Linked DNA regions of Homo sapiens: region 2 is linked to region 1. Evidence: chromatin contacts called from ENCODE Hi-C or POLR2A ChIA-PET data. All regions are on one chromosome and are shown on one strand. Each heading gives the region's core, a stretch centred on a gene start or an enhancer-like site at or near the end of the contact. The rest is flanking DNA. Distances are from core to core; before and after follow the strand shown. Region 1 holds the start of AOAH-IT1 (AOAH intronic transcript 1). Region 2 overlaps AOAH (acyloxyacyl hydrolase).

Evidence for each region. A loop is a pair of places that touch in the nucleus more often than their neighbours do. ChIA-PET counts read pairs that join two places held with the same protein, here RNA polymerase II (POLR2A). Pooled maps may share reads with other maps.
Region 2: a pooled map shows a loop between it and region 1 (2.0-fold over the local background). The contact joins the enhancer-like site here to the promoter of AOAH-IT1 in region 1. A Hi-C loop is called at or near these places in 2 of 168 maps with a recorded cell type or tissue (CD8-positive, alpha-beta T cell and naive thymus-derived CD4-positive, alpha-beta T cell) and 5 of 50 pooled maps. POLR2A ChIA-PET finds 5 or more read pairs at or near these places in 8 of 52 experiments (CD4-positive, alpha-beta T cell, CD4-positive, alpha-beta memory T cell, CD8-positive, alpha-beta T cell and 4 more).

What each region holds. Positions count from the first base shown.
Region 1 is chr7:36,595,483-36,601,687 of GRCh38, reverse strand. AOAH-IT1 (AOAH intronic transcript 1) reads left to right here and starts at 1,568. Exons shown (of 3, transcript NR_046764.1): 1 at 1,568-1,945; 2 at 3,382-3,527; 3 at 3,806-3,854. All of the region lies in intron 11 of AOAH (acyloxyacyl hydrolase), which reads left to right.
Region 2 is chr7:36,635,915-36,642,850 of GRCh38, reverse strand. It overlaps AOAH (acyloxyacyl hydrolase), which reads left to right. Exons shown (of 21, transcript NM_001637.4): 5 at 4,941-5,000. Among named protein-coding and RNA genes, the nearest start is that of AOAH-IT1, 39 kb to the right of the region's middle. Within about 2 kb of position 5,255, at least 2 of the 41 ENCODE cell types and tissues checked have a DNase peak (open chromatin) inside an H3K27ac peak, as active enhancers do; they include CD8-positive, alpha-beta T cell, where a contact is called at or near this core.

The DNA of each region.
Region 1 (6,205 bases), core at 319-2,818:
TGCCCTTAATGCTACTAACATTTATTGAGCTCTTACAAGTCTAAACGTCATGCATAGATTATCTTTTTTAATTCTCTCAACCACCCAATGAGATAGGTACTATTATTAAGCTATTTTTATTGGTAATGAAACTGAAGCACAGAAGGATTAAGGAAAGACTTCCAGGTTACCCAGATGGGAAGTGTTTATTGTCTGTGCTCCTCTAGACGGTGAGTCCCATGAAGAAGGAGCCCACAGCTGCCTGGTATGGAGTCCAACAGAGTGCCCAGCACAGTCTGGTGCCTGATGTTTCTCTCTCTCTCCCTCCCCTTCCCCCCTCTCCCTCCCTCTTTTCCTCTGTGTGCCTCTGTGTGTATAATGAATCATAGGGCCACAGGGACTTTCCCTCAATATGAGACTCATCTCACACACGGGAGATTATAAGGTTTACAAATCAAATGCACAGAGTTAAATTACTTTCTTGAAGTTGTCTATATTAAAGCCTTAGTTTATGAGAACTGTGCTACCTAATCTAGTTAAGCCTGAGATGACAGAGGCAGAAACCAGATGATATATCCTCTCTCTATTCTCCCAGAACTTCCTCTGCCAGACCCCACTGGAAGGCAGACCTCCAGAGCAGTGGTGTGCGCCATCTCCCGGGGGCCTTTCCCCTGGGTATGTCAGGCCAGACAGGCCCTGGGTGCAGAAGAGTAGGGTGTGTGGGGGTTTCTGTGTAGGGTCACATATGGTTTCAGTATTTTTCCCCAAAATATTCATTCTGCACTCTTCATAAATTAGACACGGTCTCCATACAAGAGAAAGAGAGAAGGAAAAGATGGCGGCAGCTCTCAAATCATCTGTGGACTTCAGAACTTTTCACCCAAAGCAGTATCTGGGAGACTGCCCCCTAAACAGGCAACCAGGAAGCCTCACGTTCAAGGACTATCTAGCCCAGCTTGGCCCATTTTGTGATTTTATGGGATTTGGCAGCTTGGGGGCAAAGCAAGGACCAGATACAAGTGGGCTATGGGAAGCTGAGGATGGTGCTGACCCGGCCTGCTCTACACCTCTCCCTTTCTTGTTCCACCAGAACCTGGGCTCAAATCCCAGCCCTACTATTTACCAGATCTATGACCTTGGCAAGTCATCCCAAGCAGTGGTGTGCGCCGTCTCCCGGGGGCCTTTCCCCGGGATATGTCAGGCCAGACATATCTGAGTTCAGACCAGAGCAGTCCTGGGCCCTGCGCTGCCTTGCATAAGGGATTCTTTCAACAACAGAAAACACAGAAGTCCTCCAGGGGCCTGAATCAACAAGGGAAGGTGCTCATCATAAGAGGGGCCCTCCCAGAGCCTCTCACTGGGTTAAGGGTTGGTCATTTAATTTGCTGCTGTTTGTCTGAGGTGTGAATACTTGTTCTTTATTAGAGGGAATATCCAATCTGATACATGGTAGTTGCTCTAAAGTGTTTGTAGAAGGGAGAGAGGGAGGAGAGGAGGGAGGAAGGCTGCCTCACAGAGTTGTGTAATTGAATTGAACAATTTGTGCAAGTTTTTCCTGTCTCAGTGCCTGGCACATAAGGGGAACCCCGCATTAGTTCTCTTCCCCACTCTCGCTTAATGCAAGTTATCTGGGAAACAGCACATCCAAGCATCATGAGTAGGTTAGACATTTATTTGTAGGACAGATTCATGCAGCAGAGGCTACAGAAATGGGAGTCTGGCAGGAAAGTGTGTGTGAAAGCCAAGGAAGGCTCTGAAAGTTGCATAATGTGGTGCTCCCACAAGAAAGGCACTAAGGTAATGGGAGCGGTGGGGACCTGAGCAGATGGGAGGCAGTGTGGTGGCACGGTGGGACTGAGAGGCAGAAAGCAGGAGGAACCCTGCTTACCTTCTGCAAGCGCCACTGCAGGACAGACGGAGGAGGAGCCAACTAGCGGAACTGGGAGACCCATGGTTCCAACGCTAAGCAGGTAGCCCTTGTCTTTGATTCCCGGGCCTTGAAACTCTCCAGCGTTATTAAAAATACCAACCCAAGAGCTATTTTCTTTTTTTGGTAAAGTAACAATCCCCCATCTGCTTTGAGACTTTAATTCTGGGGAATGGATAAAACAATGCTTATTTAACTGGTGATGACATTTTTTATCTTTTTCCAACAGCAGTTACTTAGATTCCTCCAAGTGACTTTGTACTGTTTGAAAATAATCCATTCAGGTCTAATGCAGGTACATGTAATAGAAAAGGGAATATACTGTGTAGATTGTCCACAGCAGTGCAGGATGGAGAGAGCCCAAATGTAAACAGTGAAGGAAAGGCACTGAGGATACTCCCTGCTTTGCTGGAAGACTGGCAGAATCAGATGAATGAGGGATTGGTGTCATTACTCTCTTTCTCCCACACAACAAAGCTTTAAGAACATCAATTGCTTGCTGACATTAGGGCTTAAAATATTACCAAATTCGAATTATTGTATTTACTAAATATCCATCAAAAATGGGAACCAGTGGGCTTTCTCGATGCATGGAAATACACACACACATACCCACACACAGGGAAACGTTAAATGAAACTATTACACAAAATAGTAAACATGTGCCAACTATGCTGTAAAAATAAATATCTATCATTGATAAAGGTCAGAAGAAATTTTGAAGCAATGCGGTAGTGATCTAACACTCACTAGGTTGCTCACGCTCTTTAAGTTTGGAAAATTTTTCTTGGTAAATATTCAGTCTTTTTCACATATGTACATTTAAGGTACATTTAAAACGAGTTTCCTAAGAACATAAATGCTCAAGAGGAATAAGCAGGAGTTGATGAGGAAAATCTTAATTTGCATTCCTCCTGCCTCAAATGCCTGAAGTATCTTGGATATAATGTTGCGTGAATAAGGCTTTTAGTGTTTAATGTGATAGGACTTAAACATTCTCTTTTTGCTAGGGTCTATAAAACATTTGCTATTAATAGCCACTACTTTTCATTTTTATCTACCAAATTTACTAAGGAAAAAAAATATGCCAAGGCTTCTATTAGTGTGCTCAAACCTTTTCTATTATCTGGCAAATAAATGTCACTCCTCTTAAACCTGGGACAGTTCACTTGGAAAGGGACACTAGGTGGTCTGCCCTAAACATGATGCTTCACATAGTAGGGCTCTGACTTGTCAACCTGCTTCTGACTGTGTCTTTTGGTCTTCCTCACAGTTTTGCTGAAGTAAATAAGGTGATATTTCTATAGTCATTGGAGATACTGAAACTGAAATACATCTTCCCCAAGTTTGCACACTAATAACAGTAAAGCCTTGGCTTAACACCAGAAGTGAAGTCTAAAACATTCAACCAGGAAAGCACAGGTTTGCTATATTTTGAAGTTCATCGAGTGACCTGGTCTGCCTGGGCCTTCCAGGGCTCCCGCTGAGGAATACAAACTCACCCTGGCCCCAGTTGTGATTCAGCACCAGCCACTGTCCACTCCAGCTGAAATCCTAATGGGGATGATTCCAAGACTAACTAGTTTCTGAGATATCAGCAAGGATTCCAGGAATCTCCCAGGTAGCTGAGTCCCATTTCTTCAGATTAATCCACAGAGAACTGAGCTTGGAGAGTGTTAGCAACATGGAGATCCCACTTCCCAAGACAGGATTGCCTGCCGTTTTCCCACCTACCCTACCCCTCCTCTCGACATCCCCTCTTCCGCCACTGAAGACAAGAAGTTCATCACCCACCCCTGACCGAGAATGAGGGTTGCCGGGGGTATGGAACTTATTTCCAGTGGTGTCAGATCCAATCATGGAGTTTTCTTGATTTGTGTTTCTTCTTTGTATTTGTAGAGCCAGACGCAGAAGACAGATCATCCGATTTCTAGAGCAAAGCCCTTTCTCTACTTTGCTGGCACACTTCAGAATTATTTACCCCTCCCTTAGTGTGCCAGGCTACAGAGGGTATGCCTATGCCTGCGTAGTTCTTGTCTAACTCCTTCCTGTGAAAGGGAGAGCAGTCCCAGACAGAATCAGAAACCTAGTTCCTCATCCAGTTTCCCAAGTCTGGAGTTGCCATTGCACGGATGACAGAGAAAAAGGTGAGGGAGTGGGGTGGAAAAGAACCATATCATTCTTGTAAGTTTCAACGTGTTTTGCAGGTTACTGACTCAACACAGCTCATAAATTCTGCCTGCATCTCGCAAGCCACTTGCTTACTCACTATCTCTGCTAAACATATCTTGTGAGTTTCATCCATTCTATTTGTTTTTCTTGTCTTGTCTGGCAGAATGAATATTCTCATCCTACAGTAAACACACATTGTAAGCAGAAAGATGTAGGGAAAAATAAGATAAAACACAGAGAAAAGTTTTGCTTTGTAGTGGCAGGAGAAATAGAAACTCAAACAGATAATAGCTGAGTCACAGTAATGGTGGAGTCTCGAGCAGAAAGTGGTGGGTGCTGAATGCTAAGGGGTGACAAAGTACCTGTCACTGAGACTGCATGGTCCTCTGAGATTTACTGGGAGCTTTCTTTCTATGGGGTTGTTTCTGGTTTTTAAAGAGGATAAATCATCATTAATACAGGTGCATCCCAGGACGCCATACTTCCTGACCAACTCCTCCCTCTTCCAGCCCCTACCGTGCTGGAAATCACACTTAGGATAAGAATAAGGATGGAGGTTTCGTGGCATGTGTGGAAGGAGGAGGCAATTGAAGAAGGAGGAGCAGAGGAAGCTCAGAGACCCACAGAAAATATACAGGATATCATGGGATGACTGCTGCTGCGTTTGAACACATTTGTTTGTTCTAGGAATTATTTTGAAAGTAAACATAGTAAAGGGGTTCATGTCTTAGCCCTTTGAATAATAAAAGCAACAAGCATATTGTCCGATTCAAGCCATGTATTAGTTTCCTTGGCTGCCATATCAAAGTACCACAAGCTGGGTGGCTGAAAACAACGTAAATTGATTGCCCCAGAATTCTGGAGGCTGGAAGTCTGAGATCAAGATGTCAGCAGGGTTAGTTCCTTCTTGGGGGTCTGTGAAAACATTTATTCCATGCCTCTCTTCCAGCTTCTGGAGACAGCTGGCAATCTTTGCCATTAACTGGATTGCAGAAGCATCATTCAAATCTCTGCCTCCACCATTGCACGGCCTTCCCCCTGTGTCTTCATTTCTGTCTCTTCCTCCTCCTCTTCTTATAAGGACCAGTCATACTGGACTGGGGGCCCATCTTATTCCAGTATGACCTCTTCTTAACTAGTTACATCTGCAACGACTCTATTTCCAAACAAGGTCACATTCTGAGGTGGGGTTAAGACTTCAACACATCTTTTCGAGAAACATAATTCAACCCATAACAGTCCACAATTAAGAAATATAAATTTGCATTTTATTTATTTTGAGTGCTCATTCTCTATCTCTCTGAAAATAGGAGGATTGAGTTTTTCCCAGTTTAAAGATTTATGGTAGATTTCACGTATAAACTGTTTTATATATGACACAAACTGTTAACCGTGGTTATCTCACAAGAGTTATCTCTTAGGGGAAGGTGACGGGGGGTGGGGGGGCTTTCATTTCTGCATTGTAAATGACTATAATGTTTGCATTTCTAAAACAAACCCATGTACTACCTTGCAATAAGAAAGAACAATGACATACTTTCAAGGAGTTAATGGCTTTTCTTTCCCTCGCAGCCTCTAGCATCAGAGTCTCCTTAGGAGAGGGATCTTCATGGATGAGGAAAAAAGCAGGAGGCCAGGGGCATGTGCCATTTGGAAAATTATGCTAAAGCTACAATTGTTTTGACATGCTTGTCTTTAGACATTACTTTATTTTAAATTTTAAAATAGCATTAAAGGAGGACTCAAGGTTTTCACATTTACCCGAAGGGAGCACGGATTTTCAATATTGAGAAATACAAAGGCTTCTTGCAGCCACTCATGGAGGCTTCCAGTCAGCGAAGGCAAAAAGGGAATATTGGCTTTTAAAGCTTTCATCCAAAGAAAGATGCCCAGATAAAATACAAGATACTCAGTCAAATTTGAGCTTAGGATAAATAACAAATTTTTCAAGTATAAGTATGTTCCAACCATTGCATGCATGAGACATACTAATCCAAAAAATTATTCCTTGTTTGCCTGAAATTCAAACCTAACTAGGCATCCTTTATTATTTATGTATGTATTTATTTATTTTTGAGACAGAGTCTTGCTCTGTTGCCCAGGATGGAGTACAGTGGGGTGTGATCA
Region 2 (6,936 bases), core at 4,006-6,505, 37 kb before region 1:
AAAATCATTTTAAATAGGAAATAGCAATAGAGACCAATATTTAAAGAGTTTCTATTGAAGACGGATGTTTTGCTCACATCCAAATGGTTTAATCTGACCACAGTACTTTCTTTCTTTTCCTTGGGCTCCCATGTGGCTTACGCCTGGCAGAGTACAGATACTAACAGTACCACTTTGCCCAAAATACTGATGGTGATGAGCACTTGGCCCTTGCTCTTTCATCATCCAAATTACTCTTAGCTCAAGGTCGAGAACAAAAATCACCCTGGAGAGCGAGAGTTGTATGAGTCTGTGGGGGCTGTGACCACCAACTGGGTTGCTTAAGCAACAGAAAGCAATTGTCTGACAGTTATGGAGGCTGAAGTTCAAGGTCAAGAAATCAGTAGGGTTAGCTTCTGATGGCTGTGAGAGAAAATCTGTTCTATGCCTTTTTCTCTTAGCTCTGGTGGTTTGCTGGGAATTTTTGACATTTCTCGTAGATAGCATTCTCCCTGTATCTTCACATCATCTTCCCTCTATGTGTCTTTTTCTCTTCCTTTGCACAGTGTTCTGTTTATAAGGATACTAATAATACTGGATTAGCAGCCCACCCTACTCCAATATGACCTTATCTCAGCTTAACTATTAGGTTGGTGCAAAAGTAATTGCGGTTTTTGCTATTGCTTTTAATGGCAAAACCGCAATTACTTTTGCATCAACCTAATAATTACACCTGCAATGACTCTTTTTCCAAATAAGGTCACATTCTGAGCTTCTGCAGGGTTATGATCTCAGATATGAATTTAGGTGAGACAATTCAAAATTCAACCCATAATAGCAGTCAGTAGTCCCCAAGCCTCTCCTCTTGTCTGAAGACTTTGGGCTGGCTTTGATTTGGGTAGACGCTTAAATCATTCTAGACAGAAGTGTTTTAGTGAGCCACCGTGGCTATATACTACTGTGTGCTCTGATGATCAAGGACTAAACAGAGACTGGGAAAGGGCTGTATTTTTCAGACATTTTCTCATTCCTCTGTTCAGTCAATGTTATTTCTTCTAAGGTAGCATGGCAGGTGCAAACGTAGGGAGTGAAGGGGGTCAGGGAGTTGCATAAAGGCAACTGTTACCGTCCTCACCTACCTAGAGCTTGAGGTTTAGTGGGGGAATGCGAAATGTATGCATGGGAGTGTGTTATAATGTAGAATGCAAAGGAAACAGAAAAGGAAAGCTCGGCCCGAAAGCTAGGAAAGCTGAGAAGGCTTCAGGAGGAAGCAACCCTTGTAGCGAGCTTTCAAAGGAAATATCTGAAAATTACAGCCCTTTCTTAGTCTCTATTTAGTCTTTCTCATTTTCATAATTTTGTGAATTTAAGTCAACAGGCACTTGTTGCCTACATGCCCTGGGCTCAATGTTATTGAAGATGTTAAGGGAAATCAAAAATTACAGCCCAGAGCCCGAAGCCCCTGCCCAGGAGCTCTGAGAGTCATTGGGGGAACAAGACTTCAGCGCTGCAACTGGAAAATTATCCAAAGGGGGCTGAGGAGGGGGGGCTTCTAGAATGGCAGTTCCCGGGTGAATCCCTGTGATGCCAGTTTTGAAGGCCAGAAACTCCATTTTTATTATGATCTGGCACACTGTAAACAAGAAAGCCATGCATGAGTCTTGAAGACTGAAAGCTCTGGGCCTGATTCCTGAGCAGACCTCCCTCTAGTCTGCCCCTACCTTTGTGATCACGTGAGGTGCTTGACCTCTGGGTGGACTGCGCTGTAAAGTAGGGAGGATGTATACTTTCTAGGGGTGAAGAGGGATTTGAGTAGGAGCTTAGCTCAAGCTGCAGGTCCCCTAAGAAGCTTTCTCAACCCCTGAGGGTGATGTAAACCATTGTCCTTTGCACCTGTGCCCCCTCGGCTCCTGTGCACAGCTATTCCGAGCCTGGAATCTCTGACTTACTCACCTTTCCCCACCTACTCAAGGCCATGAGCTTCCTGCAGGCTCTTTTCTACCTCATTGCAGCGGCTTCAAGTCGGCCAGGCTGGGGTCCTTCTCTAGCCTTGGGTGATGCCCAGGGTTGGAGCCAGTGGTGGCTTCTGGAGCTTCCCTCCACTATTCACTTTATTGTTGGGTAGAGTCAATTGCCATTTTCTGAATCTTAGGTAGAGTACCTGCAAAGGCAGCTGCAGGACAACTCTGTCACCATCACCACCAGATTGCCATCCCTAAACATGGGGACAGCCTCTGCCAAGGGGCAGTGGTGAGTGCCGCCGAGACAAAGGCTGCAGACAACCCTGGGTCCAAGGGCACGCCTCCACATCTTTGTTACACCTAAACTTGCACCCTACACACAGCCACTCTGTCTGTGCTGGCTAAGCCCCTGTTGCCCCGGCCTCAAGGGTGCTGGTGGGATTCTACCCTAGGGTCCCTTCCCTCACTCCCCATGTAGCCTTCACCTTTGAGAGTGCTAAAGGCCTGACTGCTCCCTCTTTGCTTCAATTTGATGTTACCCAAACTGCATCTTGCAGAAATGCTTCTAATTTTCTAGTTTGTGGGTCCTACCCATCCCCAATTTCCAGCAGAAACCCAGATTTTCCTAGCAGTTATTGTGACTGGAATTTGGAAGTGGGTGCTGAGTAAATGGGTGAGTCTGGATGTCCATCTGGGATCAGGACTCTGTTCCCACTCTTGGACGCTTCGACTCCCCCTCCTTGGCAAAAGCTGGTGCATTTCCCTGCAGCCCCGGCCCTGGCTTCCTGCTGCCACCCCCATGTGCACCAATATCGGAAACCCAGCCACATCCAGATGAACCCACCCTAGACCTCCCGGGAGGACACACAAGCCACCCATCCCGCCTCAGCACAGCCTCTGCTGCAGCACTTGCCACATCCTGTTTTCATAGCTTGTCATTACCTCCCAACAAACATTGAGCCCCAGAGAACCGAGCTTGGTTAAAATGAGATTGGTTCTCTCAAAGGGATTCAGCCCTCTCTCTGCTTCATCTTATTTCTGTTTACTGTACTTGCTCGAGGTCAGTCCCCTTGCCAGGGAGAAAGCTCTGGGAGGGAAGGGATGTCTATGTCATTCACCGTGGGGTTCACCACCAGATCCCCAGGGCCTTCACTTGCATATCAGTGCACGGAGCACATCATTTTCTTCAACAAGAAACAAGACAACATGGATTGAGCTCTTTTTTGAAAGCATTTATTACTGAATTGGTATTCATTGTTTAAAATTTAGAAAACCAGAAAAAGGCAAAAAGGAAAAAGTTATCACCCATCATTATTATAACATATTCCTTTGCAAGGTTTTTTCCTATGTGCATAAAATCTGGTAGCCTATTTTCCTCGTTTAACATAATATCGTAACTATTTTCTTTTGCTTTTATTTCCATGTTTACTGAGCACCTACTATGCCTCAAGGACTGTGCGAGGCTCTGAAGATTTTAAACTGGGCCTGAGAATGCAAAGGACTATTTCTGAGACAGAGAAGCAGGGGCACATGATTGAGGCAGAGGACTACCACCTTCACATTTTAAAATGTGGGGAATGAGCTCTTTGCTGATAAAAGTAGCCACAAAGTCACCATAAGAATAGTTTGCATGAAAATCTGGTGTCTGTTACACTGACTATGCCAGAGAATCTTAATTTATACAATAGGAGAATTTTAGGGTTTGCTAGAATTTCCAGAAAAGGCCAAAAGTGCATTTAATGAGGTCAGTTTTTGAATGGGGTCATTCTCTAAGCAGCTTTTGTATTAAAGATGTCATGTTTTAAAAGTGAAGATTGGGATCAGCTCTTTTGGCCTACTGCCAACTAATCAGAATGGATACTGGGTGCAGTTGGAGCACAGCCTGCAGATGCCCACTGGGTGGGACTATCACAGTGGCCCCATAGTTGACGGATCACAAGGAGGCCTGGGAGAGTCCAAGGAAGAGGCTGGGTGGTCAGAGCAAGAGTGGAGGACTCTCAGGGGCTTAGGGACACAGCTGTTCACCAACTGGCACAGTAGTCTTTCAATATTTTAAGAAACATACACCGTAGCAGGGCATCCTGGCAACCAAACCCACCTGAAGAGCATCTTTTCCTCTTGAGTCATCAACACGCACTCTTAGCAGCCAGCAGACAGAGCTTTCCAATTGTTGAGCAGATTACTTCAGGGCTGTACAGGTAGCAGGCCCAGGAGGGATTTGGCAGGGCCAGGACATGCACATTCAGTTGGGTTTGAAAGCTCTGGGAAGTAGTGATGAGAGAAAACCCTCCTCCTCCCCACCCAGCCCAGGGTTACTCTTCTCCCACCCCTCCACAAATAGACAAACACAGTGTTCTTTGGAGTTTCACAGCAATCATTACTGGTAGTAATGAGCTAACTCTTTATATTCGCAATGTGTGTACCCTTGGAAGATGCACTTAGATGCTCTCAAAATGGTTGAAAGAGGACAGGAGATCTCCAACCAGGGGAAGAGGAGGTGACTGAGAGATGAGGTGTTAGCTTGCACAGCAACAATCAGCCATTCTTCACTGCCAAAGCACAAGGCACTCAAGTAGGCTGTTGACAGCCTCCTGCTGGGGGGTTTTAGACACCAGGATAAGTTGCTTATGGAGATCAGCGTAGCAGAAGGGTCAGGAAGCAGAGGTTCAGATTGCCTCTCTGCCAGACCCTATGAGATCTCTTAGCTTTTCTGCATCTCGGTTTCCTCGTCTATGAAATGGTCGTATCTCACAGGGCTGTTTGAAGAGTAAATAAGATAATGTTTCCAAAGTGCTTAGCACTGCATCTGACACAAAGCAAAGCCCAAAATAAAAAGAGCTATTAATGTGAAATTGCCTTCTTGTGAATTATTTTATTACAAATTTATGGAGTGGTTCATTTATTGAAAACTTATGGACTTTAAATATCCTAATTTTAGAAAAGATGTAGGAAGAAAAGATAAAACATGAGTTGTAATGTTCTCTAACTTTGTTTTTATAGGAGACATGGAAATTTACACTACAGAAGGCAAGACAAATTGTCAAGAAGTCCCCGATTCTGGTAAGCACTAAGCACGTAGAACGCCAGCCTTTTCCTTGGCATGTCCTCTCTCACTGGCCCCGGCTTTCACATCCCAAAGGCAAGGACTACTCCGGATATAAGCCTGCAACATGCCATAGCTACGTGGGGATGGAAGTAGGAATGTGAACTGCTTCCACTTGTGTTTCCTGCCTTCTCACTACAGTGTGGTTTTTCAGCCTCAGCACTGCTGACACCTGGGGCAGAATAATCCTTTGTTGTGCAGGCTGTCCTGGGCTTTGTAGGGTGTTCAGCAGCAACCCTGGCTTCTACCTACTAGATGCCAGCAGCACCACCATCCACCCCTCCCCAGTCACAACAACCAACAATGCCTCCCAGCATTGCCAAATGTCCCCTGGAAGGCAAAATCACCCCCAGTTGAGAACTGCTGCTTTCCAGTAGACCGTCTTGGAGGAGGCTGTATCCTCCTGCTTCTCCACTTTCTAAAAATGTGACCTTAAGCACGGTGCTCAACTTCACTGAGCCCCAGTTTTCTTGTCTGTAAGACAAGGATGATAATAGCGTCCTCCAGTGTCAGTACTGATAGAGTTGAGAGTGCAGAGAGCATCTGGGATCTTGGCTAGGACTTACCAAGTCCTCGATAAATGTGAGTTAGTTATCATAATTTTTATTCATGTTTCCTTAATTTGTCCTCTGTGTAATAACACTCTCGTTCAACAGATAGAATATTTATTTCAGATCAGTTCTCGCAGGCTTACGTATTTGACTTAGGCCCTGGTTGCAAATCAGCCCATTTGAAAAGGAAGCAGAAAAGTAGATCTTTAAAGCACGACATTATCCTCAATGCCAAAGATACTGGCAGTAAGGAAGCATCCATCAGCAATGGGCAATGGGAGGGCAAAGACCTCGTCCTTGGCTTCTCCCTGCTGGCTAGCTCATCATTCACCTTGATACACTACATTTGAGGTATTATTCATTTGGCAACATAGAAATAAAAGGGAGGAAAATCCCTCATGGCTAGGCTTGCCAGATTTCGCAAGTAAAAATATGGGATGCCCAGTTAAATTTGAATTTCAGATAAACAACGAATAGTGTTTTAGTATATCTAGTGTAATATTTTATCTGGCAACTCTGCTCATGGAGGGCCTATGGGTTTTTATGAACAAGGCCAATAAATACATGTTAAGTGACAGGCAATATGTAGGCATTTCTACATAACTGATTAATCAATCACAATGTCTGCATTGACAATCATTATTTAATTCAGTGAATAATTAAGGGCCAACAGTAGCCCGTTGAGCTAATTTGCTTAAGTTGTTGAATAAGATATTAAAAGACCACAGGAAACTCTTGACCACCCCCTTCAGAACTCTGAGCAGAAATGGAGAACAATACAATTGGTATTTTATTCTTCTCCACACACCCCTAAAAACGTATTCTCCAGGCATTGTTTACTTCAGTAGCAAAAACTGCCTTGGCATTAACTCCTAATTAGGATTTTACAATTTTTTACTTCTGTCACCAGAATTGCAAGCATAATTCACGGGGCAGGATTCCAACAATTACTCGCGAGAAGTGAAAAAAAAAATTCTACTGAACAATTCAACAATAAAAATACTCTTCTGAAACCTCCACCAATTTATTTGCTCTCCAGATTACAGCTATCAAGGCAAAAATAAACAGAAAATGCAAATAAGTGTGTCTGAAAAAACTGCTCGGAGAGTAATTAATAATTCCACTGTGATGGCTGATATAACTTCAGACCTGGCCAGGGTACAGAAAGCTGCACTCAGTAGGTTCCATATCATTTCAGCACAGCCTATCGGTTGGTGAGAATTCAGACTTGAAAACAGTTATGCATTATTGAAGGAGATCAAACATTCCAGATAAAGCCTGGATCTCAATGAGGCCATGAGAGGATCCTAGAGGGAACATTTCATGGATTTGGCAGAGCATC